2 separate regions of the Homo sapiens genome follow, and region 2 is linked to region 1. Evidence: chromatin loops called from intact Hi-C (ENCODE). Cell type or tissue: OCI-LY7. All regions are shown on one strand. Links, peaks and the distances in the headings refer to the core of each region. The heading gives the core; the rest is flanking DNA.

Region 1 (15,828 bases), core at 4,367-12,366:
TTCACTTGTATTAACAAAACTTTCAGAGACAAGGAGCCTCTGAGGCTGTGTTTAAGGGAGGAACCAAATGGAGCACAACATAAGCAAACATCACCTGCAGCCTGGCCTCTTCCCTGTGGAAACCATAATAAGGGCAGGGAACCCATAAAAGATAATGTGTCATTGTGTTGGGAAGTACTGGCTATTAAATAGGCTTACAGTTGTAGGTAGCATTTGCCAAGCATGTCATTACCTAAAGACATATCCAGCAAACAAATGCAACCTGAAAATGTGTATTAGGAGGGCCACTAGGAAAATACTGGTTTGTTTTGGCACAGGGTACCTCTGACAGCAAGCTACTGGTGAAGCAGCATTCTACTAACCAGGTGTATGATACTTATTGGGCACAGACTGTGTGAACCTATACAGAGGCTCACTTTAAACCTCCAAAGATCACCCATTCTCTGATAAATTGCCAGGTATATTCCTTTTTTTTTTTTTTTTTTAGATGGAGTCTCGCTCTGTCACCAGGCTGGAGTGCAGTGATGCGACCTCAGCTCACTGCAACCTCCGCCTCCCGGGTTCCAGTGATTCTCCTGCCTCAGCCTCCCAAGTAGTTGGGACTACAGGCGCATGCCACCACACCCAGCTAATTTTTGTATTTTTAGTAGAGACAGAGTTTCACCATATTGGCCAGGCTGGTCTCAATCTCCTGACCTCGTGATCTGCCCACCTCGGCCTCCCAAAGTGCTGGGATTACAGGTGTGAGCCACTGTGCCCAGCCTACCAGGTGTATTCTTAAACCCAACCTTGGAAAGAAAAATCAGAAGGGATTCTATGTTAATGAGAAATATTCTGGAAGGTATACTAACTTAAATGTATTAGAAGTACACTAAATGTTCTTTTTCCAAAAAGTTTTCCTGATTTCCATTACTCAGCTTATAGGTACCCCCAGTTCTATATGTGTAATTCCTCATTTGATCTTTCTGTTGCCCTCAGTCTTTTAATTATACTGTTTTGAAGGATTATTGCACAGGTTCTGTTTCTTGAGTTGAACTCAATTATTTTTTGGAGAGGGGTCTGACAAAATCCCAAAGTTTACCCAAAGATGGAGAGAGCTTTATAAAATGTACAGACTCAATGGCCTCATGAAGACCTACAGAATTTGAATCCCTGGCAAGGCTAGAATTTGTCTTTTTAAAGGTTCCATAAGTGATTCCAATGTGTACCCAGGTTTGGAAGCTACTGATGGCCCTTGGGAATATTTAATAATAAAAGAGAACAGAGTATTTAGTAAACCATCCTCCCACGTAGAGGAATCCATAGGAGGGTTTAAAATAGTTTCCATCTTAGGCCAGGCATGGTGGCTCATTCCTGCAATCCCACCACTTTGGGAGGTCGAGGTGGGAGACTCTTGAGCCCAGGAGTTTGAGGCCAGCCTGGGCAACATGGCAAAACCCTGTCTCTACAAAAAACACAAACATTAGCTGGGCATGGTAGTATGCACCTGTGGGCCCAGGTACTCAGGAGACTGAGGTGGGAGGATGGCTTAAACCCAGGAAGGAGGCTTCAGTGATCTATGATCACACCACTGCACTCCAGCCTGGGCGACACAAGACCCTGTCTCTAAATAAAGAAGTAAATAATAAAATAAAGAAATAAATAGTAAAACAGAGCTCTCTAGCTGGTAACCTTGTATCTATAACTCAAAACATAATGAAGAATCAGGAAGTTAACCAAAAGAACTTGGGGTTTGCTTTTGCTGTGCTTCATTGGTTTCTTATCTTTTATTTTCTTTATTTATTTATTTATGTATTTTTGAGACGGAGTCTCGCTCCGTCGCCCAGGCTGGAGTGCAGTGGCGCAATCTCAGCTCACTGCAAGCTCCGCCACTCGGGTTCATGCCATTCTCCTGCCTCAGCCTCCCGAGTAGCTGGGATTACAGGTGTCCACCACCATGCCCGGCTAATTTCTTTTGTATTTTTAGTAGAGACGGGGTCTCACCGTGTTTGCCAGGATGGTCTTGATCTCCTGACCTTGTGATCCGCCTGCCTCGGCCTCCCAAAGTGCTGGGATTACAGGTGTGAGTCACTGCGCCCAGCCTGTTTCTTACCTTTAAACAGCCTCAGGGGTTTCTCTGAGGAAACTAACACATTTCTCTGCCCCAAATAGGTGTCAGAAATCTACGTACTTGATATACATAGACTAATGCAAGGTCTCACTTCAAGCCCAACTCTTATTCACAACCCAAGCAAGTTTTATTTTTTTTTGGTCTAGTTTTTAAACTCCTAGCAAATTGAATGCAGAAAATCAAAAGACAAGATGTAAAAAAATGATCACTTGATAAATGCATAAATTCTAAAAAGCATTTATACAATTAATAACAACAAAGCAAGTGGTGCCATTTAGTTAGTATACCTCCCAGAATTCCTTCACAGTCCCTGTGAACATTTCCTGAATAGTCATACAGAACAACAAAAAAAAAAGGGTGTGTTCAAGATGACATCCTGTTAACAGTAAAGGATAAACACTTCTGCAGGGTTTTCATATTTTCGTTCAAAACATCTAAAAACTTATAAAAATTAACCTGACAATGGGAGTTCAGTTCTGAGTGACTTGTTCACTAGAGGCACGGTTAGAATGAAAGTAAACAACTATTTTCATTTAACAAAGCATCTTTTATTGTTTTATTTTTAATTTTTTTTGAGAGAGAGTCTTGCTCTGTTGCCCAGGCTGGAATGCAGCGGTGTGATCTCAGCTCATTGCAACCTCCGCATCCTGGGTTCAAGCGATTCTCCTTGTGCAGTGAAGGAGCATAGAGAAGGCACAGAGCCACACAACCTTTTACTACTAAGGCCTCTTTGCCTAATATCCTCATCCCCACAACCTGTTCTACCCAAGAAGGAGACAACCTAGTCTAGCTCATGTGTTTTTCCATATTTCACCTTGTATTTTGAGTTGATTATATTTTTGAGGATTAAAAAATACAGCCCAAGAAAGGATCCTCCTTCAGGGAAGACTCTTAAGTGTCCAAAGTGCATCAGGGACGCATGTGCACTTAAATGAGGCCAAGTATGGACTCTGTGGCATTATGGACCTGTAAGTCCATGTTCATAGGCTGATGTTGCCATTAACAAGCCGTGGGACCTTGGAAAACTAACACAGTCTGGGACCGAGACAGTTCGTCTGCAAAGACGATGAAGTCAGGTGTATACATAAAGAAACAGCAATTGTCCTGCAGCATTTTAATAGTATCTATACATTCTTTAGGCCAAGTAATCTAGAGAGCTTCATTCAAAGGATATGTCATAAATCTAGCAGGCCAAATGATAAGCTGAGGAGTGTCAGAAGTCATTACTAAGCATAGTCGGTAAGAGACAACTCCCAAAATAAAATCCAGTCTAAGAATGTCATTATTTTATATTATAAAATAACTCTTCTGTCTAAGACTGGGACTTTCTGAGAATACTATTTGAAATAATTCTACCTTTGTGTTCTAATACAGTAGCTATTAGCCACATATGGCTGCTTAGCCCTTGAAATGTGGTCAGTGTTACTAAGGAACTTAATTTTTTTTTTTTTGAGATGGAGTCTCGCTCTGTTTTCCAGGCTGGAGTGCAGTGGTGCGATCTCAGCTCATTGCGACCTCCGCCTCCCGGGTTCAAGCGATTCTCCTGCCTCAGCCTCCCGAGTAGATAGGACTCCACGCCCACACCACCACACTGGCTAATTTTTGTACGTTTAGTAGAGACGGGGTTTCACCATGTTGGCCAGGCTGGTCTTGAACTCCTGACCTCAGGTGATCTGCCTGCCTCGGCCTCCCAAAGCACTGGGATTACAGGCATTAGCCATCGTGCCCAGCCAGAAACTTAATTTTTATTTTTATTGTAATTAATTTAAATTCAAACTTAAAAACTGACACTTTGTTCAGTTATTGGAAATGTTTTAAGTATGTTTGGACAAATCTGCATATATGAAAGTACTTTTTCAACTGTAAATTTTATTAAATACAAATACAGATCAAGTGTTTTGGATAAATTTGGTATTCAAATTTAAATATGTTGATGGTGTAAAACACACACTGAGTTCTGAATTCCTCAAAAAAAGAAGGTAAAATATTTTATTAATAGTTATGCTGATTACATGTTGAAATAACATTTTAGATATATTGAATTAGATAAAATAAATTATGAAAATTTCAATGCTTTTAAGCTCTTTTTAATGTCGCTATTACAAAACTTAGAATTACATGCATGCCTGGTATTGCGTTGGGCACACTGCTTTAGACCAATTAACGCTTTTTATAAAACTTAGACACACAGGGAATAATTTTGCAGATAAACATGGAAAACTATTCAGAAAAAGCTAGTGTTGTGTCTTTATGGATTAGTAAATGCATGTAGTCATATATATTCACAAATAAGTTATTAGAAATACTGGTTTATTGTTTCAATAACATTTATTGATCACTTCAAAAAGTATCAGGCCAGGTGAGACTGGGAGGTGGTCACCTTTATGTCCACTCTATAGAAGAGAACACTGAAGTAATTTGTCAAAGACAGCACACTCAATAAATGCCAGGAAAAAGGACTAGAATATAGCTTTTCCATCTCTGGAGTTTGTACTCTTCCTGCTATACCAGATTGCCTCCTAGAAGTTGAGCAGCAAAAGATCATAAAAGAGATTTCTGATATTAAATACTTCTATATGGCACCCAAATCTATTACAAAACCAAAAATATAAAACTGACTAGGGAAAAAATTTTTAAACATCTTAATCTTCCTCTAGCTCTAACCATATCATCCATGTTATGATTGATCACACATTGTCTTGTGCTAGCTCCTATACTGACATCTTCATTCTTTCTGAATATCACAGGGATTTCCACCTTGCCTACTTCTTTGTAGAAAGCACCTCATACTTCGCAAATTATCATCGCTTCTGCTGCAGTGTTTTGTACACAGTGGGTCCTCAATGAATATTGGTTGATTTGTTGAAATCTTTAATTTTTTAAAACCACATCCATGTGAGAAGAAAAGCTGGTAAAATTGAATTGAAAAATTGTGATTTCCTGATACAAACTTGCATTAACAAAACCACTATTTTGACATAGAGTACTCCTATAGCAGAATCATTTCATCTTGTAAATAGAGTATACTCGTCTCACAGAGTTAGCATCCATCTGAAAACTCAGGAGTAATTCGGGTGCTGGGGAAAACAAGCTCAATATTTAAGCAGAAAGCTAAACTGGCAAATGTCTGTAGGGTTTTTTGTTGGGCTTCTTTTTCATTCCGGTAGGTAGCTCTTTAATTCCCTTCCATCTGCTCTTGCCAGTCATCTCACCACTCCCTTCCTCTGCTTCTTCCTCTCCCAACTACACACTTTTTGCTTGACATGTCTTTTCCCTCAATCCTGCCAACCCATCCTCTCCTTCAAAGACCTTGTAAAAGTCCCACTTATACCACAAAACCTCCCTTAACCAAATAAAAGGGAAACGGTCATTTTCCTCACCCAACTACATCCTGGGATAAAATAATTTTGAGCTCCCAAATCAGAAGGAAACGGAAATAATTAAGTATGTATCTACATGAATGGAGTTTTATGGCTGTATAACCACTCAGATTAAGTTATTACCTCTATTCTCAACCATATTGGTATAGATTTGTTTCCCTGAATAATCCTCATTGTTGCTTTTCAGAGTCTGTTGACATGTTATGTTGTAAGGGTCTTCCTAAAATGCGTATGTGGTGGATATAATTAAAACTTAATTTTAGGTCTCTTTATTTTGCAATATTTATTCAGAGAACTGAGAGTGCACAAGATAGTACAGGTGTAAGGTTTACAACCTGTTGTTTCATTATGAAGAGTTAGGTGCACCTCTGTCTTACTTTCTTATGTGATGACTGATGTGATGCCATCATGTAATAATTGTCACCAGAGTACTCTGTGGCATTCTGAAGTAGTCAGTGTCATGCCCTGTCAGCCCATAATGTTAACATGACTGCTAAAACTTCCTCACATAAGGGTGGGGAGGAGGCACTGGGAGAATCTGATTCAACTAGCCTAATGGGATGGAGTTTGAAGTGGCATAAGAACAGCAAAATATGCTTTCAAAAATTCCCCTAAGATTAGGAGACATTTTCTCCTAGAAGGGTTTATTATGCAACTATACATGGCCCAGGAAAGCACACTGCTATCCCTGAAGGATAGAAAGAAAGGTGAAACAACTGCTAATGCCTGTGTGTCACTGCAGGACCAAGCCATATATAATTCTGAATATAATAAAAGCACCTGACAGAGATCATCTTGAACTTGTTTCTTAAGAGGTGTTATCTTTGGGAGCTTTCATGATGCCTTTGTTTTCTATGAAAATTACACTATATTTTTCCGAGAGATTGTCATATGTAAAAAGTGCTTAGACAACTTAGATGAATTGATACTCTAAAACTATACCGAAGTAATCCAACAAGCTATGCAGTATCCATTAGGTATTTGTTTGACATTTAAATGGTTTAAGGTCATGTGGCCATCTAAAATGTGTGTTTCCTTGAAAAACAAAACCAAAGAAAATCTCCGCCAATCTATGACCTGGGAATAACTATAAAATGAATGTATAGGGGCTTTACATAGCAGCTATACAACACCACTGTGTTAATTTGGAATATTAAATCAATTGAGTATCGTCAAGAGAGAACCCCGCCATCACCTTTTAACCTCAACGCAAATATTCTATTTAAAGAGCATATTGTCTAGCTGAGTATAATTTTAAAACACTGTTCATCAAATAATTGCTTCTGCCTATTTTTTTTAAAGCAGCTTGCTTGAGCTACATAATCATGCATGTTTTTTATCATACATTAAAATGAAACACAGGCTGGACCCAGGGAAGATACCAAACTCTGACAATTCTACCCCAGACAACTGGCTTGAATCTGTTCCCTTCTATCTAACTCCTCTGCTACTACTTTATTTTGAGTCCTTGTTGTCTCTTTCCTGGGTCATTCTCGCAGTGATTGTCCCTACCTCCATTCTCAGTGCAGAGTCCCTGAATTTGCTGGGATGTGATCATGCTGTTCCCTGCTTAAAAACCTATGGGGTTGGGTGTGGTGGCGAGCGCCTGTAGTCCCAGCTACTTGGGAGGCTGAGGCAGGAGAATGGCGTGAACCCGGGAGGCGGAGCTTGCAGTGAGCTGAGATCGTGCCACTGCACTCCAGCCGACAGAGCAAGACTCCGTCCCAAAAAACAAACAAACAAAAAAACCTATGGGGTTGCCCACTGTTTTCAGAATAAGACCAGACCTTTCGGCAGATCCTTCCATGCTCCCTGTCATCTGACCCAACTTGCCTTTGTATACACAATCTGTCACTCCTTCAGGGAACTTGGGATCCAGTTGTCATTCCCTCAGGCACCTCCCCAACTCCCTGCAATTGCTCAGGTTCTTCCCTCTGCCTTTCCCCCTCTTCTCTGTAACAGTCTTCATGTTCAAATGTCACAGTCTCCATGGAACTATCCCTCAGCCTCTTCCCTCCCTCTTAAAATGATGAATCACTTCCTTCTCTAAATGATTATTTAGGTCAGTGTCCCCAGGTCCCAGCACAATGCCTGGCATGGGCAGAGCACCTATTTCTGTTCTCTTGCAACTTCCTTACACCTTCCCTTTCATCAAAGTAGGCTGTCTTTGATTGTGAAGCCCAGAGAAGGCAGGAGCTGGGCCTGCTGAATCACTGTGTACTCTATGTACCACAGTACCCTACACATGTAAGCATTTAATAATTGGTAAGAAGGGAAAGGGAGGACTGTTTATTGACTCTCAGGCACTTCCTGAAGCTTATTCAGGCATGTCCAATTGGGGCAGCTATTTGAGTACATGCACCTTAATCAAGAAGATAAAATCTTTATATTCAGATTTTTTTTTTCTAGTAAGGCCATCAGTGTCTCCAAATAAATATAAAACAGCAGCATTCCCCACGTGGAAAAAGACCTTGTGAGTAAAGAATTAAATTAGCTCAGCAGACTTCATTGAGCATGGTTTCCTTCCAATTTGGCAAAAGTGCCTAGAAGGTATAAAAGTAAGTTAAATCCTTGTAACATTAATGACATTTAGGTAAATGTAGGAAAAAGTTAGTATTTTTACAGATAGCAATCCTTGACAGTGCTGAATGATTTAAAAATAAACAAACAATTTCTCTCTGAAATGTTTCCTCAAGTTGGCTGATCATTATACAAATAAAACATCATTTCACTCTACACTTTTCTTTTCATGGACATATCTGCCCAGAGTTCTGTGAACACAATGGTACAATTTAGCTTGTTGAACTCACTCAAACAAAACAACAGGTGAGGGTTACAGAGGAAAGAGACTTCAGAGCTAAGATTAGATGCTGAGTTCCTGCTTGGAATAAAAGATAGAAAGATCCCAAAAGACAAAACACTGTTACTGCTTGCTGGGTGCTCATCCACTGAGGGGCGACATGCTAGCAAAGTTTAGGCACAGACCTCCCACACCCACTCAAGAGATTTTATTCACTCATTCAATATTTAACAGATTATTCACAGAGCCAATGTGCCCTAAGATGTGCTAGAGGGTAGAAAAATGAAAAGACGGTTGATTCTTAGCCACAGAGGGACCCAGACAGGTAAAGCAGTTACAGAATGCCACTGTTGCTACAATGGAAGTATGTAGAAAGGGTAGGGGAAGGGGAAGTGGAAGTGGGTCAGTTAGAGTGAAACTCATACACACAGGATAAGAGTTTGGTCCAAATCCAAAAAGCTCACGCTTCAGGTTTAATTCACATAAATGCTCACAGAAAATGCTGTAACTGGGCCGGGTGTGGTGCCTCACACCTGTAATCCCAGTACTTTCGGAGGCCGAAGCAGGCAGATCACCTGAGGTCAGGAGCTCGAGACCAGCCTGGCTAACATGGTGAAATCCTGTTTCTACTAAAAATACAAAAAAACTAGCCAGGAGTGGTGGTGCGTGCCTATAATCCCAGCTACTTGGGAGGCTGAGGCAGGAGAATCACTTGAACCCAGGAGGTGGAGGTTGCAGTGAGGCGAGATCATGCTGTTGCACTCCAGCCTGGGCAACAAGAGTGAAACTCTGCACCCCCCCCAAAAAAAAAGAAAAGAAAAGAAAAAAAGAAAAACAAAAAGGAAAAAGAAAACGCTGCAACTGTAGCATACGCTAATGCCTTGTTATATTTTCAGCCATCATACATAGCTCTGAATTTAGAAGGAACACATTCTATCTTGGATATCTTTAGATGGTTAATTTTCTGAAGTTCCAGAAATGTACTTTGCTACCAAAATATCCTCTCTAGGGAGTGGTAAAGTTCAGATCCTCAAGTCAAGAAGATGTCACAAAAAAGCTCCAAGACTCTTTGGTTCCTGGTCATACTGTCTTGGCAATGAGCCAACATGACAAAACCATTAACTTACAGAGGGATTTAGACAAGCATTAATTAGGCAAATTACTAATAACAATGGCTACCATTTATTTGAGCAAGTACAATAGTGAATATGCTAAACACTTCATAAATGTCAACTCCTTTAATTGTTATGGCTCTAGGAGTAGGTATATATAGATAAACATATTTATTTAAAGAGATATACATGATTATGTAGCTCTCTCTCTCTCTATATATACATATATACCCATATACAGCTCATACACATCAGGTAGAGTCTCTTTTTTAGGAATCAGAATTTAAGTAACTTGCTCAAGGTCACATAGCAAGTATATGGCTGAGACAAAGCACATGATCGTAACAGTCCCAAATTGCACAGAAAAAACTCTTGTTTAGTCAAAAGTAAATCAAATGAGCCTACATAATTTCTTTCTATATTTTGTATTACATAAAAATTAATGAATCTCGTGGTCAAAAAGGCAGAAAAATTTAAAAAGAGACAAAAACAAAGTAAAACATCATGGCTTCTCCGTGTAGAGAAAGATCCAAGATTAAGAGCAACAATTCTGTGTTGCTTTGTAGTGTGGGTATTGAACCTCTCCTTACATGGAAACACAATAAAGAACTAGGTTTGCATAAAGGGCCTTTTATCTTTGTGTCATGTGACCAGTGTTGCATCATTTTCCTCTGCAGCAGGATTCAGTGAAGAGTGTAATTCACTTCTGTTTTCAGCAAGAAAAAATAAAAGCAAGTTAACACAAACGGGCTGATACTCCTGGCTGACTCTTCCAGACTGTGTTAACTTTCCACTTAAAGTAGAGGAGATGGAGGCTTGGTCTCAACTTCTGAGCTCACATAACTTTGCCAGCCCCAGCAGCATCAGGCTAGGGTAGATCTTTTGGCATTAACTTAGCACTGTCCACAAAGAAGATAGATTCTAACCTTCTGTCTCTTGCGTGGGTCAATAGCAAGAACTTCAGGAAAACACAGAGCTGAATAAATCAGCTGAGTTGTCATCTTGCAGTATAAAACACAGGCCAGTCAGACATAGACTGAAATGGAGAGGGATGTCCTAGGAACAGTATCCACAATTTATCTCTATCCTTTTCCCAGAGCCTGAAGAGCATTTTCATTCTCCTGGCCCAAGAAGTGACAGTCTCTTAGTCACTCCCTAAAACAAGGGCCTTGTTTGGCAGAACAATATGATATTTAAAGAGCTCATTGGGCCAGTTTGATGGCTGTTGTTTTGTGTACGAGGGACACTTGAGAATTGTTGAGTGGGTCTTCCATCACTGGAGTGTGTACACTTCATAAGTAGTTGTATCCTCTGCCTGAGCTCATTTAATATATTAACCAGAGCATTATACTTAGCTTTTGGTCTTAACTTTCAGCAAGCCTTTCCTCAATTTCTACATTATGCCTTGTCAAATCTAGCCTGTTTGAATCTCGCCAGCATAAAAATATAGAGTAGCAGATGTTATTCCTTTTAACTTAAATTGTGTTTGTAGTACCACAGTAATACTCCTACCTCATCTCTGGCCAATGACTGTGACTAATACTCCAATGATATCACTGGTATTTAGATTATAGGCTACAGGTCAAAGATTCAGTCCATTTCTGCATCCCACAGAACTCTTGAATCTACCAAAACAAATGGCTTGCATATACATCGCCAATGAAATTAATTTAGATGATCACTCCCAGTTCACGATGAAATTTTAATTATTCAGTGTGCTTGCAACCATTGACACCAAAAGCATTTGTCATGCAATCCCTGTCTATGGAGGCTGATGCACAATTACAAGAGTAAAAAGGTGGAGATCAACGTTCAAAGCTATGGGAAGGACTTCTAGGAAAGACTGTCCTGGAAAGGCAGTAGCAGCAGATAGCCAGTGAGAAGGAATTGTGAGTGCTCCAGATGGGAGGTGATGCAGACCTGGAACCAGGCCTTGGCAGAGGTGATGGTGACGAAGATCCAGATGTGGGAGATGTCATTCGAGGAAGAAAACAAGACAAGTTTTAGCAGCAATTTGGATGAACAACAATGAAGGGTTGAAAAAAAGTCTAGTTTCTTGCCTAGGACTGACTAATAGCGAAATTCAGCATTACTGATGAAGAACTAAGCCCTATAGGGGTCCTGGAGGAGAGAGATGAAGTCACAGGTTCAGCAAGTTGATAAGAAAATATCCTATTTTGGAGATATATATCAGCAATATGGGGAAAAAATAGTGAAAATTGGCCTTAGGGGCCAGCGGGTATAATAATGTACAAATAACAGTCACTCTTACCCACATATACACAATTAACATTGCATGGGATTGATTACTGGTCATATTTTACTGCAATTATTGATTTATATAGATCTTTTTCACTTGACACTCTTCTTTTAAGGGCAGGAACTTGGCTCAAGTTCAGCTTAAAATCATCTCAGATGATTGTTCTGATTTTGTTTTTCAGCCACCTACACAAACTATGTCCAAAGGCTGGAAGCAGCAAGTCTATCAGGGTGGCAAAAGATGCATTTCTCTTATTTCCAGGAAGAAAATCCTTTCCAGAAGTTCCCCCAGCAACTGGGATAGCAGTCAGAAGCTTGCACTGAAGGCCAAGCAAGCAAGCATCTGGCTCTTTCAGATGTTTTGGTGGGAAATGAGCAGAGGAAAAGTGGGGCGGGAGTGGCTCTAACTGGGCTGCCAACAAGAAGAGAGGCTCTAGAGACAGAAGCAGATTGGAATCTGGGCACCATCACTTACTGATTGTGAATGTCTCTTATTTCTTTATTAGCATTTGGTTTTTATTCTACAAAATGGTATTTGCCTCAATAGGATGTAAGGAAGTTTAAATGAGAGAGTGCTTAGCACTGTGGCTGAAACATGGCAGTCCTTCATGAATGCTAGCTATTCTTATTTAACCATTGCGATACCTAGCTTAGGGAGGCTGTAAATAGGGAAAGTGAGTCAGTGATAAAGCCCTTTCAAATTAATAGCTAAATCTGAACAATAAGATTAAAATATAAACCTTACTGGAAAATACTGTTATTTCCACATGAAATGGAAATATCTGAAAACAGAAAAACATTTTTTTCTTTTGGTATCTAAGGGAAATATTAAGGGCATTTCATCTACTATTGTTGGATAGCATTAAACAAATAAATATTGAACTTGTTAATTTTAACCTAACAGCATAATTCAATAGACCTACATATTCCTTTTTTTTCTTTTTTTGGTCTTATTTTAAAATTAAAATTTATTTAAAAACAAAAGAGATGGGGTTTCACTGTGTTGACCAGGCTGGTCTCAAACTCCTGGCCTCAAGCACTTCTCCCATTTCAGGCTCCTGAAGAACTAGGATTACAGGTGTGAGCCACTGTGCCTGGCCTGGGTATAATCTTAAGGGGCTCAAGTGATTGATCTAAAAATATTATTTCTTATAATTTGCTTTCTTTTTTAAAGCAATAGAAAGACTCCATTTCTTTTTGAGTGAGTATAATGAAGAAAACATGAGGAAGTGTTCCTTTTTTGAAACTGAAGGCAAAGCAATACAGAATTTTTTGGTGGGGGCTACTTTCAAGACTTTGCCGCTGCTTTTTGACAAATATCTCTGTGGTAACTTGCTAGGAAGTACATATCAATATAACTCTACTCCCACTAGAGGTTCATCAATTTCACCTGCTGGTAGCCAATATCTTTATCTTGCCAATGACGATGAGAGGCCACATAATATAGTGTTTATCCTAGAGTCTAGGTTGGAATCCTAGCTCCATCACTTACAAATGGTTCCTTCATCTTTCCACATGTGTAAAACAGTGTCATGGTAAAGACCAGAGGAAATGATACATATACAGCACTTCATGCGGCTCTTGACACTTCATAAGTGCTTATAAAGATCAGCTATTATTATTGCCCTTAATGCAATGCTATACAACAACAGATGTTGAGTTTCTAATAATAGTCATCTACCGTGATATGGTTTGGCTGTGTCCCCACCCAAATCTCATCTTGAATTGTACTCCCATAATTCCCACATGTTGTGGGAGGGACCTGGTGGGAGATAAGTGAATCATGGGGGCAATTTCTCCCATACTGTTCTCGTGGTAGTGAATACATTTCACAAGATCCGATGGTTTGATAACCCATTTCACTTGGCTCTCATTCTCTCTCTTGCCGCTGCCATGTGAGGTGTGCCTTTCACCTTCCTCCATGATTGTGAGGCCTCCCCAGCTACATGGAAACGTAAGTCCAATAAACCTCTTTCTTTTGTAAATTGCCCAGTCTAGGGTTTGTCTTTATCAGCAGTGTGAAAACAGACTAATACATACCATTGTAGTTTTTACTTAATGGCACTATTAGTTGCCTATCATTCTTCCTTGGTACAAGAATCTCTGTTTTGTTCAGGTGGCAGGTATAAGTCCCTTGTCTCACAAAAGGTGTACCCAGCCCAGTGCCAGGGCCTGAACCATGATTCATCTAAGTCAATTTGGCTATTCCATTCAACTTTGCCAGTGACTGGTCTAAGGGTAGGCATATGACCCAGTTCCTATCAGAGAGAAGCAAGAGGAAGTTTGCTGAGACCTTTATCAAAATAATCTTCTTGTTACAAGAAAGCCCTAACCTGGGCCTCCTTCCTTCCTGACTTAAGTGAAGCAAAGATATTTGGAACTGAGGTGGCCATCCTGTGATCATGTAGTGTGACCAGTCCAGAGATTGGATGGTCTAGGTCTTTGAGCTTCTAAGCCCACCTGGAACCTCCCATCTCCAGGCTGTGGGTTGGGCAAGCTAATTAACAGTCCCATCTCCAGGCTGTGGGTTGGGCAAGCTAATTAACAGTCTTTACTCTTTCAGCCCTTATGAGGTTATTCTATCATTTATAGCAAAAGTATACTAAAATGGCACCCATTTCAAATTACTAAATGGAAAAAATATGTTCTATGTAATAACCATAACACTGAACCTGTGAGTAGCATGTTACTGAATTCTGATTAGTAACAAGGGATTTAGAAATGAAAGTCACTGATTTCAAAATCCTACAGTAATCATTTCCAGTTTGTATTTTTTTCTCTCTTCTCCCTCTGATTCTTTTCCTTTCTTCCCTCCTTCCCTCCCTTCCTCCCTTCTTCCTTTCTTCTTTTCATAAAGTGGTTGACTAATGGTAGACAATATAATTTAAATGTCCACTCCTCTTCCCCTCTAGAAAGTGGTGCTAAGGATTGACATGGTTAACAAAACAGATAACAAAATAAAGGAAAAGAAGCTAAGATAAAATGGATTTTTTGATATTTAAAATGTGCTAGAATCTTCATTCTCACTTATAATTTTGATCTTTCTTAAAGTTCAAACATTTTAAATTGTTAGTTGAGAACAAAGTAGTTTACTCTGCCAGATGAAAATGGGCCAGGTTTTCAAACACCTTCAAAAATTGATCTCTCAATTGGCATGAACTAGGATTAGCTTTCCTGTAATGATAAGCACTGGCGGTTTCTTATAAATGAAACATAAAATCAGCAGGCAAGACACAAAAACATCTCTGATTTTCCTATTCTCTCGCAGCTGTATTCAATCAAGTAAAACAGAAGCGAGACAGGTTGTCTTGCACCCTCAACCTGGAAGAGAAGCTGACAACAGGCCTCAGGGCCACCACCAAATCATGAGGAAAGTGAAACAAAACACTCAGTGTGTGACCCTCAAAACTCCCTAAGGAAGCTGAATTTCTCATTAAGAAAGTAGATGACTGGCTGGGCACAGTGGCTCATGCCTGTAATCCCTTGAGGTCAGAAGTTTAAGACCAGCCTGGCCAACATGGTGAAACCCCGTCTCCACTAAAAATACAAAAATTAGCAGGGCATGGTGGCGGGCACCTGTAATCCCAGCTACTCGGGAGGCTAAGGCAGAAGAATTGCTTGAACCCAGGACGCAGAGGTTTCTGTGAGCCCAGATTGCACCACTGCACTTCAGCCTGGGCAACAAAGCTAGACTCTGTCTCAAAAAAAAAAAAAAAAAAAAAAAAAAAAGCAGAAGATTAATTTTAGGGGTGTTAGAACAAGTGATACTATAGCTAAGTCCATGTTGTCATTCAATTGCAAGCCCTCATTTTTAGGGGAGATTTGTTAAACATGTAGTGTTCATAAACTAAAAGTTGAAAAGCAGACTTTTTTAAAAAGAAAAACTTCAATTTGTCTTTTAATTGGTGCTCTTACTTGTAAACACGAGTTGTAAACTCACTGGTTACAGTCTGCTATGTTCATAGGCAATCTGTTCACCTAGAGCAACTTTTTCGTTTTAAAATTCTTTAATGCTGTCACAGAGCTTTCTACCTAAGCTGTAGGCATTAAGTAAAGGTGAACCAAAGATGTTTCAGACAGATTTTCTAACAGCCTCTTGCATTCTTATGACCTTTCGTATTTCATCATGGGTTAACTGAAACATGATATCTACTGAAATGTAGGAGA
Region 2 (15,828 bases), core at 1,332-9,331, 380 kb before region 1:
AGTTTGAGACCAGTCTGGGCAGCATGGTGAAACCCCATCTTTACAAAAAATACAAAAATTAGCCAGGTGTGGTGGCACGCGCCTGTAGTCCCAGCTACTCAGGAAGCTGAGGCGGGGATGATCGCTTGAGCATGGGAGGCAGAGATTGCAGTGAGCCAAGAAAAAAAAAATACCTGACCCCAAAAGGTAGGCAATTAATTTTACTCCTTATTTATCCCACTTGGAATGTATAAAGTATATTCATATATTTCATTGCAAACATATTAATGTGTTTAACTACAGAGGTCTGCGCCACACCCCACTGGGAATATAGGATAATATACAGTACTATTACCTTTAAACAACAAACACTTTCTGAATTCTGAAGTATATCTGACCTCTACAATTTTGGTTAGGGATTGTGGGACTTGTACTATACTAGAAGTTACTAATATTATTTTTTATTCTGTTTTAGTTTAGTTGTACTTAATAAGCTTAAAATATGAAAATTCATATTTACAAAATATAAATTAAGGAGTGACTACGCACTATTCAACATGTAGACATCAACTTAATCCCCATTTGCAGAAAGAGAGCCCCGGGTCTTATCTTACCCTACTTCTCCCAGATCTTCTGTCTAATCTTCTCGAAGGAGCAAACCTCTAGGCCTGAGGACGGGCAGGCAGCTGCTTAGGGTATGGACATTTGTTTGTTAAACAGACTTGCAACTGCCCTTCTGGTGTAGAGCCCCACCTCCAAATCTTCCAGTTTCTGAGATTTAGGGTTTATGCTGGGTAATTTGTGTTGTTTCTTGGCTGTCTATAAATCAGAGGATTTTTTTTTTTTTTGGCCGAATCAATTAACACTTGGCCTTTTGCTCTCCAGTTTCCAAAAGCTCTTCCTTCACACCTTCTTACTTTTCCACATCTTGTTAAACAGTGATAGTTAGAGAAAAATTTCAATGTTTCTTCATTCGCCAAAAATGGTGTTTATAAGATTATTTTCTTTATGTCCATGACAGTAATGGTTTCTAGTGCAGCAAAGTGAGATCGTGCTGGCTGTTTATGTTACTCCCTTACATTATCACTATCTTGTTCAGCCTTATTTTTATTTATTTATTTATTTGTTTGTTTATTTTTGAGATGGAGTTTCGCTCTTGTTACCCAGGCTGTAGTGCAATAGCGCGATCTCGGTTCACCACAACCTCTGCCTCCCGAGTTCAAGCAATTCTCCTGCCTCAGCCTTCTGAGTAGCTGGGATTACAGGCATATGCCACCACGCCTGGCTAACTTTGTATTTTTAGTAGAGACAGGGTTTCTCCATGTTGGTCAGGCTGGTCTCGAACTCCCGACCTCAGGTGATCTGCCTGCCTCGGCCTCCCGAAGTGCTGGGATTACAGGCGTGAGCCACCGCACCCGGCCTGTTCAGTCTTCATTTTTAGTAAATCCCAAACTCAGGATTATCTTTTAAGAAAATAGTTTAGGTTCATATACAATTATCAAGCACCTTCTGAATATCAGGCTGATATTGTGTTACAGCCTGGGCTGACAAAGATAAATAAGACACTATCCATGCCCTCTCACTTCCTCTAGTGAGAGGAAACAGATACCCAAACAGTTTACTTTAAACTGTGGTTTTGAGGAATACATTGGGAAAAATAGAACTTGTTGACTAGTTAAATGTCAACTAAAGAAAAGTGAAAGGACAGTGTGTAAGATCGTCTCCAGGTGCTGCTGACCATGTGATCCTCCTTGAAACTCCCTCCCTGGGCTTCCCTGCATCTTTCAGTGTTCTGTTTAATTGTTGGTCATTCAATCGTCCTCTCCTTTGCTAGATCCACTTGAGGGCACAGTCCTTAAATGCTGGTGTCCTCAGGACCCCTTCCTCAGCTGTCTTCTCTCTTCTCTATCTCCTTGTAGGGGAAAGGATTTCCAAAGCTCTGAGCTCAGCCACCTCTCCTAAGGAACACACTCACGTTTCCTGGCATCTGTTAGATAGCTCTACTTGCCACAAGCCCTGTGCTGAAACCCCTACCCACAAAGCTGCGTTGTCTTCCTGCAGCTGCTGCCTGGGACCTCTTAACAGAGGGAAATGGAAGTGGACGGATGCTTATGCAGCCCTGTCCAGTAGGAATATAATGCCAGCTACGTATGTAACTTAAACTCTCTAGGAGCCACAATGGAAGATAAAAATAAATGAAATTAATTCTAATAATATATTAACCCAATATACCCAGCACACCATTTCAACATATAACCAATATAAAAAAATTTTTAATATCTTTTTTCATACTGAATCTTCAAAATTCACTGTGTATTTTTAAAATTTTACTTTATGTTTTTTAGGAGACAGGGTCTTGCTCTGTTGTCCAGGCTCGAGTACAGTGGTACCATCATAGCTCACTGCAGTCTTGAACTTGCTGGCTCAAGTGATCCTCCCACTTCAGCCCCCCAAGGAGCTAGGACTACAGGCACACACCACCACAACCTGGCTAATTTTTGAATTTTTGGTAGATACAGGGTCTCACTATGTTGCCCAGGCTGGTCTCAAACTCCTAGCCTCAAGTGATCCTCCTGCCTTGGCCTCCCAAAGTGCTGGGACTACAGGCGTGAGCCACTGCACCGGGCCCGGGCACAGCGTGTTTGCAGTAGCCACATTCCAAGTGCTCACTAGCCACATGTGACCAGTGGCCCCCATATTAGCCAGTGCAGGTTAAAATGAAAAAGGTAGCATGTGAAGCTGGGCAAATTATGATAGGATACAGAGATTGTGTCACTATTTTTACGATTTATGTATATTTTCTGTTCCTTATGGGTTCCCTCCTAATATTTAGAGGTCTTTGAAATTCCATTGTTTCTTAGCAGTGCTGAGAAGAATGAGGAAAGTATTCTTCCTCCACGCTGGGAATGGATTTTCAAGGGAGAGCAGCTCATCTCCCACTCCGCCCTATCCCATCCCTAGAGGGAAATCCCAAGGGGAAGGGGAAGTTCTCAGCACAGAGCCCCTCCCCACTTGGATAGTCCCTTCCTAAAAGCTAACTGTGAAATCTCTGGATTTTGTTTTAGAAGGAAATCACTTTTTTCATAGTTGCTTTTCACAATTTTAGTACCTTAGCTGCCAGAAATAGAATTTATTACTTTACAATAATTATTATAGCCAAAGCCACCATATATTCTGCATTTCCCAGGATGGTGTCAGTTTTGAATGTTGTTTCTTTCAGGCAGGCATGGTGAATTTTGGTTCAGAAAACAGGATCACTCTGTCACGCTCTTGAGGGTGAACTGTTGGAGAGTCACTGTGGTGATCAACCAATGGGTACTCCCTAGTTCCTGGAACTGAGAACTTCAGTCTGGATACTTCTCTATAAATGGTTTCGGTAGACTCTGCCACTTTCCCCGGGGATCTGAAAGAGTTCTCCAAGAAGCCCCCACTTCTCAGGCGGCAACAGGGCAGGTACCTGGGCGGTAGCCCTTATGCTACTGTTCATAAATCAATCTGAGTTTTATGGGTGCTTTTTCTGAGGAAGGAGAGATTTAAAGTTATGTAGCGGCAACAAAGCTTTCTAATAATATTTTTGGCAGGCTGCTAAAGAAAGATGAAATAAGAAAAGATACAAGCCCTGGGAGAGTGGTGGTAGCCCTTGGGACGCCAGCCAGATGTTGGTGCTCACAAATCGGGGGAGACAATGGCCTTTACTGTTGCCATTTACAATGCCGGGCAGCTCATTAATCATCAGCTAAAATGATTTCACTTTCAGGGTCTAGGCAGGTCGGGGCTGGGGTTGGGGAGGGCTGTGGCAGGAGGCCTGGCTTCCAGGCCGGGGAAGTGTCCCAGAGACCTACTAGACGGGGCCCCTCCCCTCCACTGCTCAGGGCAAAGGGCACCAGGAGGCGGAGCGGGGGTCGAGGTGGGAGTGGGTGCGTCACCCTTGTTTTCCGGGCTGTGAGTCTCCCAGCGTCCCCAGCTTTCCAGGTAGGGACGCCCCCTCCCACGCAGCACGGTTCCGGCGGGTGGAAAGGAGGGGCTGGGCTCCCAGCGCCCGCCCCTCTATCCATCACATGGCCGGAGAGTCACAAAAACAACAGCTTTGGCCAAGACCGTGACTTCAGTAAAGGGAACCCGGGGCTCTCGCAGCCAGCCCTCCTGCCCATGGAGGACAGTTTCCTTCAATCTTTTGGGAGGCTGAGCCTCCAGCCCCAGCAGCAGCAGCAGCGGCAGCGGCCGCCCCGGCCGCCCCCGCGGGGGACACCTCCTCGCCGCCACAGCTTTAGGAAACACCTCTACCTCCTGCGAGGCCTCCCGGGCTCCGGGAAAACTACACTGGCCAGGTAATGACAGCGGTCTGGGCGCCGGTGCACGGGCCCGGGGCCACCAAACGCCCCGGCCGAGCGCACCCCTGCCCCAAGCCGCTCCCGGGCGCCGCTTGCGCCCCCGCCGCGGGTGCCTGCCGCGGCCCCGGCCCCAGCCCCAGCCCAAGCCTGAGCCTGGCAGCGCGGGGAGCCCGAGCCGCCTCCCTCGACCCCTGAGGCCGTTGCCACCCCTGGCGCCTGAGGGCGCGGGCACGGAGAGGAGGGAGCTCGTCCTGTTTGTTTCCCGCCGCGCTGTCCCGGGGGGGACGGATTCCCGTACTGCGCCTCGCGCAAGCCCCAGCGGCCCCGGCCCCTTCCCCGCCGCCGTGCCCCGCCTGGGGCCAGCCGGGCCGAAGCAGCCTTCACCGCCCCCAGCCTCCCCAGCCCCAGGTCGGGAGGGACTCTTCTTCGGGAAAACCCGGTGGCGACTGCAGAGAAAACCGCCGGGCCCCGCTGGCGCGCAGGCGGCCGCTACAGTGCGTCAACAGGCGCTGTAATCCGAGCGCATAAACGAGGGGTCCGGGGGTGGGGGCCCGGGGCGGCCGTGGCAGTGGCCCGGGGCTGGCAGCCCGCTTTGAAAATCTGGCGAAGTCGGGGAGCCTGCGTTTGCTTTGGCAGCTGCGAAGGCGCACAGGTGCACGGGGGCGGGGGGCTGGCTGGCGGCGCCACCACCGACCGTCACTGACAGAGCCTCGCCATGGGCGCCCAAATTCGTTCACTTGCGAATTGCGTAAGCGGCCCTCCGGTACCCAACCTCTGGGAATTACGCGGGCTTGTGCCTGTGGCCACCTTGCTAGGCCCCACCGCTCCAGCCTGAACTCCCACCGCTCCCTGCCTTGCGCTTGATGTTCCAGCAACTTCGAACTGTTTTTATCTCCTGTAAACCAAGCCGCTTCTCTCCTTGACGCTGGCCTTCCTGCCTGGCTTGCCCTCCCGCCTTCTTTTGCCTTTTAAGACCGGGCAGCTATCCCACCCCGCCAGTATATGCCCCTCTTCTGGGCTCCTTGGCTTCCTGTTTATACCTACGTGACTGTGCTTACTTTTTTGCACATGGTTTTTCTTATCCTTCTGTAAGTTTCTTGAAGGTAGGAGCCATGTCTTACCCTGCCAAGCACATTGTCTGGCACGTAGTAGCTGTTCAGTAGAGGAAGTGGTCCCTTTCCCTCAAAGGGCTTCCCGTCTCACTGGAGAGATAAGGCTAGCCATGGTACCAAGGAACTGCCGAAGAATCAAGGTGATGGACAGTCACGTGCGGATTTCGATGGTGCCGAGATAGTGACCTTAGGAGGAGGGACAGCCTGGGGAGGTGCTCCTGGTTGACTCGCGGAGTAGAAGCTTTTGGCCAGAATATTGCTACATTTTCACAAATTGCAGGGACATGTGACTTCTGGAGGACCGTGGGCACCCTTTCCTAAACCAGGGACACATTTCAATAGACCCTCTCTGGCTCGCTGGGGAGGGGAGGTGGAGGACAGAGGCAGAGTCGGGGAGCCTCCTTGGAACTCAGCAGTTGGTTATTTTGTGATACAGTCATGGTGGGTAAATCTGTTACCAACCAAGTATCTTCTGAATGTCAAATCCTGTTTAATTTCACTTTCGCTTTGCTGATCTGTGGCCTGCCTCATACTGAGTGTCAAAGAGACACTGAGTGTCAAAGAAGGAAGTAAACGTCTTTGGCCAGATTTAATTTCTGACTCTGTTGGGAAGCGAAGTAACATGATGGGTGCAAGATACACAGAATGGAACATCAGGGGCTTGGATTCACATTCCTCATCTGTGAAGCCAGGGCGTTGCCTGAGTGGTCCTTAGGGTCCTTTCTGGCTCTAACATTCTGCACTTTTAGGATTTTAATTCCTGATTGACATTTGGCTAAGCAGAAGACACCGGATGAGAGAACACCTATTACAGACCATCTCTCTCTCTCTAGGGACGACTGGAGTGAGCACTGGCCTGGGAGTCTGAAGATTGTGCCTTCAGACCTACTTCGTCACTTACTAGCTGGCGACTTTGGTCAGTCATCTAGTTTTTCCGGGCCTTATGTTCCTTACATGTGACTACTAAAAGGCTACTAGATTATAGGATTTATTAAAGATCCTTCTGACTCTTAATTTCCAGTGGTCAGATTAAAAATAGTTTGCTAATAATGGCTATGTTAAAGAGCTCTGACCTTGGAGTCAATTTATGGCTCCACATCCAAGCTCTACCATTCACTAGTTTTGCTTTTCACCCAACCCCTCTGTGCCTCGGTTTCCTTTTCTGTTAAATGGGGATATCTGTTCTGTTTGCCTCTGAGGGTTTTGTGAACATTAAATGTGTGTGGGAGGACTTTTTAAACTTAAAGTGCTATATACATTTTAAGAGGTGTTAGTTACTGCTCCGTTGTTGGTCAGCTGAGATAAATCTTCAGTGTTCCCTGGATCCTGGCTCTGGAGTGAAGAAGGTAGCTTGGCAGTTGACTTTGAGTCCTCCCGTTTCGCTGGGCATTGGCAGTTCTGGGAGCAGAGCAGCCTTGGCATGCCATGGGGTGGATTGTGTGTTTATAGAAAAGTCTGGGACGTAAGCGAGGAAATGGGCCACAGCTCAGCGGAAGGGAGGCCGGTGGTGAGGATGGAATGGTGGAGAGGCAGGCTCAGGTGTGGCCCACCAGGAGCTGCCTTCCCCACTTTTTTGGGAGGTAGGGTGGGGAAGAAGAAAAGAGCAAATTGTTTAAAAATACACATGTATATAGAAAATAGTAAAACTGTAAGGTTATCTGTGTGTTGTTGGATTCTGGGAAATTCACATTTTCTCTATTCTCTGTATTTTCCAAATTTTCTATAACGAATATGTATTTCTTAGAATAAAAATTTTTTTCTTCAAAATTTGGAGGAAATCGCTTTTTACAAATGTGGGTTCATCTTTTTCTGCTTAACCTTTTTTCTCATTTGATTAAAGAACTAATAAAAATGTTTTTGAAATTAAGATATGTCTTGTCTCCCAAATCAATGTTAGATTTCTGTGCTTTTTACATGTTTTCATAGTTTGAAGTGGATGGAATGTGGAAAAACATCTATTTAAATTCTTTGAATTTATTTTTTAAAAGTTGGAGTTTTAACTGATTAAATTTTTTGAGCACATCAAAGTACTGACAAATTAGCATGTGCCCTAAATCTGCTTTATCACCCGTGTTTCATTTAAAAAGCATATTACAGATAGGTTCTTACCACTGACCTATAAGCTCTACTTCCAGGAATTCATCCTAAGAAATAATTGGAGGGTGGAGCGGTGGCTCATGCCTGTAATCCCAGCACTTTGGGAGGCCGAGGTGGGTGTCCACTGAGTACTTATAAGACCTTTAGCACTTGTTTAGGGAAGCATATGCCAAATAAGCATATGAGAAGGCGCCTGCCTGGGATTAACCAATGGAAAGACATAATCAGCCCACTGCTGTGGGTAAGGGCCAGTGGGGAGTGGCATCTCAAATGCTGTTGGTGGTGAAGGCTGGGGAGGCAGTGAGGAGGATGAAGGCTAATTAGGGAGAAAGGATCTTCTCCACATGGAGACGGTTCTTGAGCTGGCCTTGAAGATGGGAAGGAGGTGGCTGAACGAAGGAAAAGGAACAACAGCCCGACTAAGGAGATGGAGGTGGCAGAGAGCTGGGTGTGCTCCCGGGCTTGATTGAAGTGAAGGCTTCATTGTAGTAAGTGTATTGGTGAAGTAAGCCCAGGACCAGATCATGGAGAACATTAAAGGCTGAACAAAGGAGTAGAGAGCTGTTGTCAGAAGAAATAAGATTCTAATGCCAAGACCCTTTCATTCTCAGCAGATGAGCCAGAACTCTCTCTTTCACAGCTCAGCTGACAAACTCACCTGGAACTGCACCTGTCCTTTCCGCTACCTCAATGAAAGCATCCATGGGTGAACCTCTGTGCTTTCCACTGTGTGTGTTAAAATGCCTTCCGGTTTTGACCATTTAAACCATTTTTATATACAATCCACTGGCATTGTATTATGTGGAACTACACTCACAATGTTGTACAACCATTACCACTATCTATTTCAAAAATTTCTTATCACTCCAAACACACTCTGTGCCCATTAAGCAATAACTGCCTATTCCCCACTCCCCCGACCCCGGGTAACCTCTCAGCTACTTCCTGTCTCTATGCATTTGCCTCCTTTACATGCTTCATGTAAGTGGATCATATGGTATTTGTCCTTTTGTGTCTGGCTAAATTTCATGTAGCTTAATGTTTTCAAGGTTCATCCATGTTGTAGCATGTGTCAGAACTTTACTATTTTTGTATCTCAATAAAATATTACCTTGTATGGGCATACCACTAAAACATCCTTTTTAAATGAAATTGCCATAATAGAGGGTAGCCTTTCTTTGTTTTTTCATGGTCTTATTTGAAAAATTAAAAGTTGTCAATCTTATTTCAGTTCCCCAGAATTTTTTTGAATCTTTACATTTCAATCAAAGCAAAGTCAGGGGAACCACCCTGTAGTACATGTTGCATCCTTTGCAATGTTCTGGTTCCTTTTGGCACCATCACAAATGGTTTGTAACATGGATTCAGTTAGGCTCAAAGGATGCCCGCTGACAGCTGTCTTTTCTCCTTATTCATATCTCTGGATAACATGGAATTTTCCATCATGAGAAGTACCTTTTCATTATTTCTTTTCATTATAGAGCCTTGCACAGAAGTGAAAGGATGCTTTTCTAATGTGATGCAATGGTAAGGCGGAGATGGGGAGAAAAGTATACTTTACAACCAGATAAGCAGTGGAATGTGAGAAACAGTGAGAACAGGGGGCCAGTTAAGTTGGCTAAGTAGTGAGTAGTTGGACCCCAAAGAATACTCTGCTCCACAGTGCTCCTAGCCAGCAGGCCTGGACTGTGGTGTGTTTCTTTATGAGGCCAGGGCTCTCATTAATAAAAGCAAGCTCACAATAGAATGTTTGCAGCATTCCAACTCTGTGAATATAAAAGTGGAGGGTCAGACAGGTGATATATCAAATCTTTAGTCATCTAGGTCTACTTGGAAAATGACTACTAGCTTTTTGTATTTTTCACAATTTTCCTAAGGTGGGTCCTAAATCTCCTCTCCTCACTACCGAGAGTCCTTGTCCTTACCCTCTCTCTGGAGGCTGGGATGAATGAGGACTTAAAAGCTGTATCTGTTTAACAAAGAGTGCAAATATACAGCGTGGTATGTGCTTGTTCTTGCTCATTGGAGAGGCTGTATCAGGAAAGATTGCCCAGCTATACAGGAGATTCACCACAAACACATTCCTGGAGCTGTTGGAACAATGGAAGAAGACCCTGCTGAACTGGGGCAATCCGATATTGCAGGTGTGGATTATGACCCGAGAGGAAGTAGAAATGGATGAAGGAAGGAAGAATAGGGGAAGAATACTTTCAAAGGAAAAGTTCAGGAGATGTATAGGAACTCCCCTGGAGTTCATCTGGTCTGAGCCCAAGACACTGAGAAGCTAAACATCTTGATCAGGGTCAAAGGGATGTGTTCTCCTATTTCTAACAGCTTTTTTTGTGTACCCCAAAAGAAGAGGCCGGAAAGGGGGTGATCTCGTGAAAGGGTAATGAGTTTGGTTTTGATCTGTCGTATAATGAAAAAACAAGAGCCTTATAAGCGGGCTAAGTTAACCTGGATTTCAATTGTCAGGGTAAGGAAGCTACATTTTTTGTTGTCAATATTAATGTTTCTCATAATATAAAAAATATTACTCACCAGGGAATTTATTTTCTTTATTAACGTACCATTGAGGGCAATGGGAGGAAATGAGATTTAGATTTTTAAATACGTTTCCATATTTATCCTGGTTATGATGTGTTGGAGAGAGATGTGGTAGTCAACTTCCAACTCCCAAGCAGGTCTAAAGTCTCTTTCTCATCTGCTCACATGTTAGGATATTTATAAGTCAATGCCTTAGTTCCTTCATGGCAGTTTCATGAACCTTCCCCTACATAATAGCACCCGCCTATGGCCACTCAGTCTCTGGATGAACCCAATAAGAATTTTTTTTTAGTCACGCCAAGTTATCTGAAGATACTGAGGCTCTCTGGGATTAAGGAAATTTTATAATAAAGAAAAATTAGTCTGCCTTCCAACTGTTCCTTCATAAGGCAGATCATATGTATGGCTTGGGGAGAAGGCTGTTTTTATCAAGGTAAGAGTCTGGGAAAGGGGAAGGGAGAAATGGGGAAAGAAAAGCCAGCACATGGTTACTGCTGACTGTCTGCCCGGCCCTTTTTGGACACTGGCTTATTGAATCTTCACAATAACCCTGGGATGTAGTCATTTTTATTTTATAGATGAGGATTTTAGGATTGGAGAGTCACACATTTGAGAGACTCAGGGGATTTCATAATACACCAAGTGATCTTATATTACTAGGGAAGTTCATGGACAAACATACCTACATCCCTTTCACAATTATTGGGGAGTCCTGCTGAAGTATGATTGTATAGCCAGGATTGTCCAGCACTCTTTCCCCACAGATTTTAAGGATATGCTGAAGAAGAAAGAGGGCCTGAAAGGGACTTTCATGCTACCATTTGTTGCCTTGTACCTTGGCTTTCTTTTCTTCTTGGCATTGGTACCACTGACGTATATTTATTTATTATCTATTTCTTTTACTAGAACGTAAGCTTCATGAGATATGATGTAAATTCCATGAGATCAGGAACTTTATTCTGTCCAGCTCCTAAAAGAAGGCCAGGCACATCACAGGCCTTTATTCAACATTTGATGAATGCATTAGTTCATGAAACGCAATGTGAGATGCCTCCTAAGATGTGGAAGCTTGGATGTCAGCATGGCTCTTGAGTAAAGAACGAAACCAAAGGGCAGATTATTCACATAAAGAGAAATGTAAAAGAATGAGGCTGGGCATGGTGGCTCATGCCTGTAATCCCAGCACTTTGGGAGGCTGAGGCGGGTGGAATCACCTGAGGTCAGGAGTTCGAGACCATCCTGGCCAACATGGTGAAACCCCGTCTCTACTAAAAATGCAAAAAATTAGCTGGGCATGGTGGCAGGTGCCTGTAATCCCAGCTACTTGGGAGGCTGAGGCAGGAGAATCACTTGAACCTGGGAGGTGGAAGTTGCAGTGAGCCGAGATTACGCCATTGCACTCCAGCCTGGGCAACAAGAGCAAAACTCGGTCTAAAAAAAATAAAATAAATAAAAAAGAATGAATGGGATATGGAGGACAGACAAGGGGGAAGAAAAGGAAAAAACAGAGCCACTCATTCCAAAGTTCTCAATTCGGTGCATAAGAAAATGATTCCTATTTGTTGCAGGTGAAAATGTTTGATGTGCCGGCTCCTTTACCTCATAGTTACAGTAAGAAGAAATTTAAAAATTGGGATCAAAGATGCAGCCGCCTTCCCATTTAAGCAGCACAGACAGCCCAAAGTGACAGTTTTCCTGTACAGTTACTCTTCTGTTATCTGTAACTGATCTATGACATTTTGGGAAAAAACAGCCAAAAAAAATTAGTACTGAGGTAGGTGTGCCTGATTCCTTCCCCAATTCTGCTCATGACTGAACCAACAGAACACAAACACAGGTGAAACCTGCACAGCTGTGAGAGCCTACAAAAGTTCACATGCAAGATACTTAAAGGAATTTCTGCTCAATAGAGTCTGTGGGACCACACTGACAAACGAGAATGAGGGCTCTCTGGGAGCCTGGCTTTGGACCTCATGAACATGGTCTACTTTGGAGGTATGAGGGGTAAAGGTAAGAGAAGTAGGGCAGACTGGGAACTGTTCCCTGAGTCCCCCTAGCCACTGTGGCTTGGGGACACTTGAGGCTAGCAGTGATTGAGGCTTGGCTCTCCAAGGACAGGACTTGGCCCTGGTGGGGTGGGTGGCAGCACTGCCCAGGTTCGGCCACACCTGGCCTCAGGGGAGGCTGCCCATGTCATCTATAGCTTGGCTCCCTCCCTGCTCTCAGGCTGCTGAGCCATGGAATCTGTTTTCTATCTCCCAGTTTAAAGTCCTCAAGAAGAATGTCAGTAGCATTCAGAGGAAGTGCTGGGATCCAGGAAGAATCCTCTCCGTCAGTCTCCTTTAAGGGTTGTATTAGTCTGTTCTCATTCTACTAATAAAGACATACCCAAAACTGGATAATTTATAAAGGAAAGAGGTTTAATTGACTCACAGTTCAGCATGGCCGGGGAGGCCTCAGGAAACAACTTACAATCGTGGTGGAAGGGGAAGCAAACATGTCCTTCTTCACATGGCGGCAGGAAGGAGAAGTGCTGAGCAAAAGGGGGAAAAGCCTTATGAAACCATCAGATCAGCCGGGCGCAGTGGCTTATGCCTGTAATCCCAGCACTTTGGGAGGCCAAGGCAGGCAGATCACCTGAAGTCAGGAGTTCAAGACCAGCCTAGCCAACATAGTGAAACCCCGTCTGTAAAATACAAAAAAAAAAAAAAAAAAAAAAAAAAAAAAAAAAATTAGCCAAGCATGGTGGCAAGCACCCGTAATCCTGGCTAGTCAAGAGGCTGAGGCAGGAGAATCACTTGAACCCGAGAGATGTAGGTTGCAGTGAGCTTAGATTGTGCCACTGCACTCCAGCCTGGGTGATCGAGCAAGACTCTGTCTCAAAAAAAAAAAAAAAAAAAAAAAAGCCAGATCTTGTGAGAACTCACTATCATGAGAACAGCATGAGGGTAACTGCTCCCATGATTCAGTTACCTCCCATCGGAGGTAATTCCCATGACGTGGGGATTATGGGAACTATAATTCAAGATGAGATTTGGGTGGGGACTGCCCCTGGCTCCTCCAAAATCTCATGTCCTCACATTTCAAAACACAATCATGTCTTCCTAACAGTCCCCCAAAGTCTTAACTCATTCCAGCATTAACTCAAAAGTCCAAGTCCAAAGTCTCATCTGAGACAAGGCAAGTCCCTTCTGCTTATGAACCTGTAAAATCAAAAGCAAGTTGGTTACTTCCTAGATACAATGGGGGTACAGGCATTGGGTAAATACACCTATTCCAAATGGAAGAAATTGGCCAAAACAAAAAGGCTATAGGCCCCATGCAAGCCCAAAATCCAGCAGGGTAGCCAAATCTTAAAGCTCCAAAATGATCTCCTTTGACTCCATGTCTCATATCCAGGTCATGCTGATGCAAGAGGTGGGCTCCCATGGCCTTGGGCAGCTCCACCCCTGTGGCTTTGCAAGGTACAGCTCCACTCCTGGCTGCTTTCACAAGCTGGCATTGAGTGTCTGCGGCTTTTCCAGGCACAAGCTGCAAGCTGTCAGTGGATCTACCATTCTGGGGTCTGGTGGGCAGTGGCCCTCTTCTTACAGCTCCACTAGGCAGTGCCCCAGTGGAGCCTCTGTGTGGGGGCTTTGACCCCACATTTCCCATCTGCACTGCACTAGCAGAGATTCTCCATGAGGGCACCACCCCTGCAGCACACCTCTGCCTGGAAATCCAGGCATTTCCATACATCTTCTGAAATCTAAGTGGAGGTTCCCAAACCTCAGTTATTGACTTCTGTGCACCCACAGGCCCAACACCATGTGGCAGCTGCCAAGGCTTGGGGCTTGTACCCCCTGAAGCAATGGTCTGAGCTGTACATTGACCCCTTTTAGCCATGGCCAGCCAGAGCTGCTGGGAAGCAGGGCACAAAGTTTCAAGGCTGCACACAGCAGGGGGGCCCAGGACCCATCTCATGAAACCATTTTTCCCTCCTAGGTCTCCAGGCCTGTGATGGGAGAGGCTGCCATGAAGTCCTCTGCCATGCCCTGGAGACATTTTCCCCATTGTCTTGGTGATTAACATTTGGCTCCTCGTTACTTAGGCAAATTTCTGCAGCTGGCTTGAATTTCTCACCTGAAAATGGGGCTTTCTTTTCTATCACATCATCAGGCTGCAAATTTTCCAAACTTTTGTGCTCTGCTTCCTCTTGAATGCTTTGCTGCTTAGAAATTTCTTCAACCAGATACCCTAAATTGTTTCTTTCAAGTTCAAAGTTCCACATGTGGATCTCTAGGGCGGGGCAAAATGCCACCAGTCTCTTTGCATAGCAAGAGTGACCTTTACTCCAGTTCCCAGTAAGTTCCTCATCTCTGAGACCACCTCAGCCTGGACTTCATCGTCCATAGCAGCATTTTGGTCAAAGCCATTCAACAAATCTCTAGGAAGTTCCAAACTTACCCACATATTCCTGTCTTCTGAGCCCTTCCATTAGTTCCAGTCTCTGCCTGTTACCCAGTTCCAAAGTTGCTTTCACATCTTTGGGTATCTTTACAGCAGTGCCCCATTCTCTGTGGTACCAATTTGCCGTTCTCACACTGCTAATAAAGACATACCCGAAACTGGGTAATTTATAAAGGAAAGAGGTTTAATTGACTCACAGTTCAGCATGGCTGGGGAGGCCTCAGGAAACTTATAATCATGGTGGAAGGGGAAGCAAACACATCCTCACATGGTGACAGCAAGGAGAAGTGCTGAGCAAAAGGGGAAAAAGCCCCTTATAAAACCATCAGATCTTGTGAGAACCCACTATCATGAGAACAGCATGAGGGTAACCATTGCCATGATTCAATTACCTCCCACTAGGTCCCTCCCATGACACATGGGGATTATGGGAACTACAATTAAAGATGAGATTTGAGTGGGGACACAGCCAAACCATATTGAGGACGAACTGAATCTAAGGTTTGGGTAAAATTCTCATTGTACAAAAATGAGTAAATAGAAATTCTCACACAGCTTGGGACTCTATAAAAAAGTTTGCCAGCTGGGCCTGGTGGCTCAAGCCTGTAATCCCAGTACTTTGGGAGGCCAAGGCGGGTGGATCATGAGGTCAGGAGTTCGAGACCAGCCTGGCCGAGATGGGGAAACCTCGTCTCTACTAAAAATACAAAAATTAGCCAGGGGTGGTGGCACGCGCCTGTAATCCCAGCTACTCGGGAGGCTGAGGCAGGAGAATTGCTTGAACCCAGGAGACAGAGATTGCAGTGAGCCGAGATCATGCCATTGCACTTCAGCCTGGGCGACAGAGCAAGACTCCGTCTGGAGGGGGGTGGGGCGGGGAACAAAAAAAAAAGAGTTCGCATAATTAGGCTAAAAGAGCGTCGTATTCAGGAGCCATTAATACATTCACAGATATTTACTGAGCATCTCCCATGTGCCTGGCATTCTTCTAGATGCTCAGAATGGAGCAGTGGACAAAGGAGACAAAAATCCCTGCCTTCATGGAACATGTATTCTATCAGAGAAAAAAAATTCTCAAGGAAAAAAGGCAATTTTAGCATCTGCTCTGCTCTGTTCTCTCAAAAAATAAGCAAAGGATTTCACAGGTATGCCACCGGAGGTATATATCCCCAGGAAATGTCCACATACACACAAGAGGTAGGCATAAGGAAGTTCACTGAAATTTGTTCATGATATGGAAAATTGCAAATAAGTATCACTAGAGAAAATACATAAATAAATGTGGTTATTTTATAGCGCTCAAGCACAGCAGT

What was found. Peaks named below come from ENCODE experiments on the same cell type or tissue, not always from the same donor. Only the 100,000 strongest peaks of a DNase experiment are listed, where the experiment ranks them.
Region 2: it touches region 1 in a loop (2.2-fold over the local background); 4 of 110 quality-filtered maps call a loop at or near these places.

The regions. Positions count from the first base shown.
Region 1 is chr13:32,040,846-32,056,673 of GRCh38, reverse strand. All of the region lies in intron 1 of FRY (FRY microtubule binding protein), which reads right to left. Among named protein-coding and RNA genes, the nearest start is that of FRY, 17 kb to the right of the region's middle. RefSeq lists a silencer at 8,684-8,763 and an enhancer at 9,888-10,182. In OCI-LY7, for the core only: a CTCF peak has its summit at 8,399; a DNase peak (open chromatin) is centred at 10,063; H3K4me3 peaks cover 372 bases; H3K27ac peaks cover 1,337 bases.
Region 2 is chr13:32,416,383-32,432,210 of GRCh38, reverse strand. It overlaps N4BP2L1 (NEDD4 binding protein 2 like 1), which reads left to right and starts at 4,081. Exons shown (of 5, transcript NM_052818.3): 1 at 4,081-4,307. The coding sequence starts at 4,129. LOC124903256 (small nucleolar RNA SNORA16B/SNORA16A family) reads left to right here and starts at 11,695; the gene lies at 11,695-11,821. RefSeq lists enhancers at 3,654-3,733, 5,774-6,003, 6,064-6,113 and a silencer at 4,134-5,003. In OCI-LY7, for the core only: no CTCF peak of the experiment used is centred there; DNase peaks (open chromatin) are centred at 3,940, 4,500, 4,980, 5,930 and 1 weaker place; H3K4me3 peaks cover 3,399 bases; H3K27ac peaks cover 2,848 bases.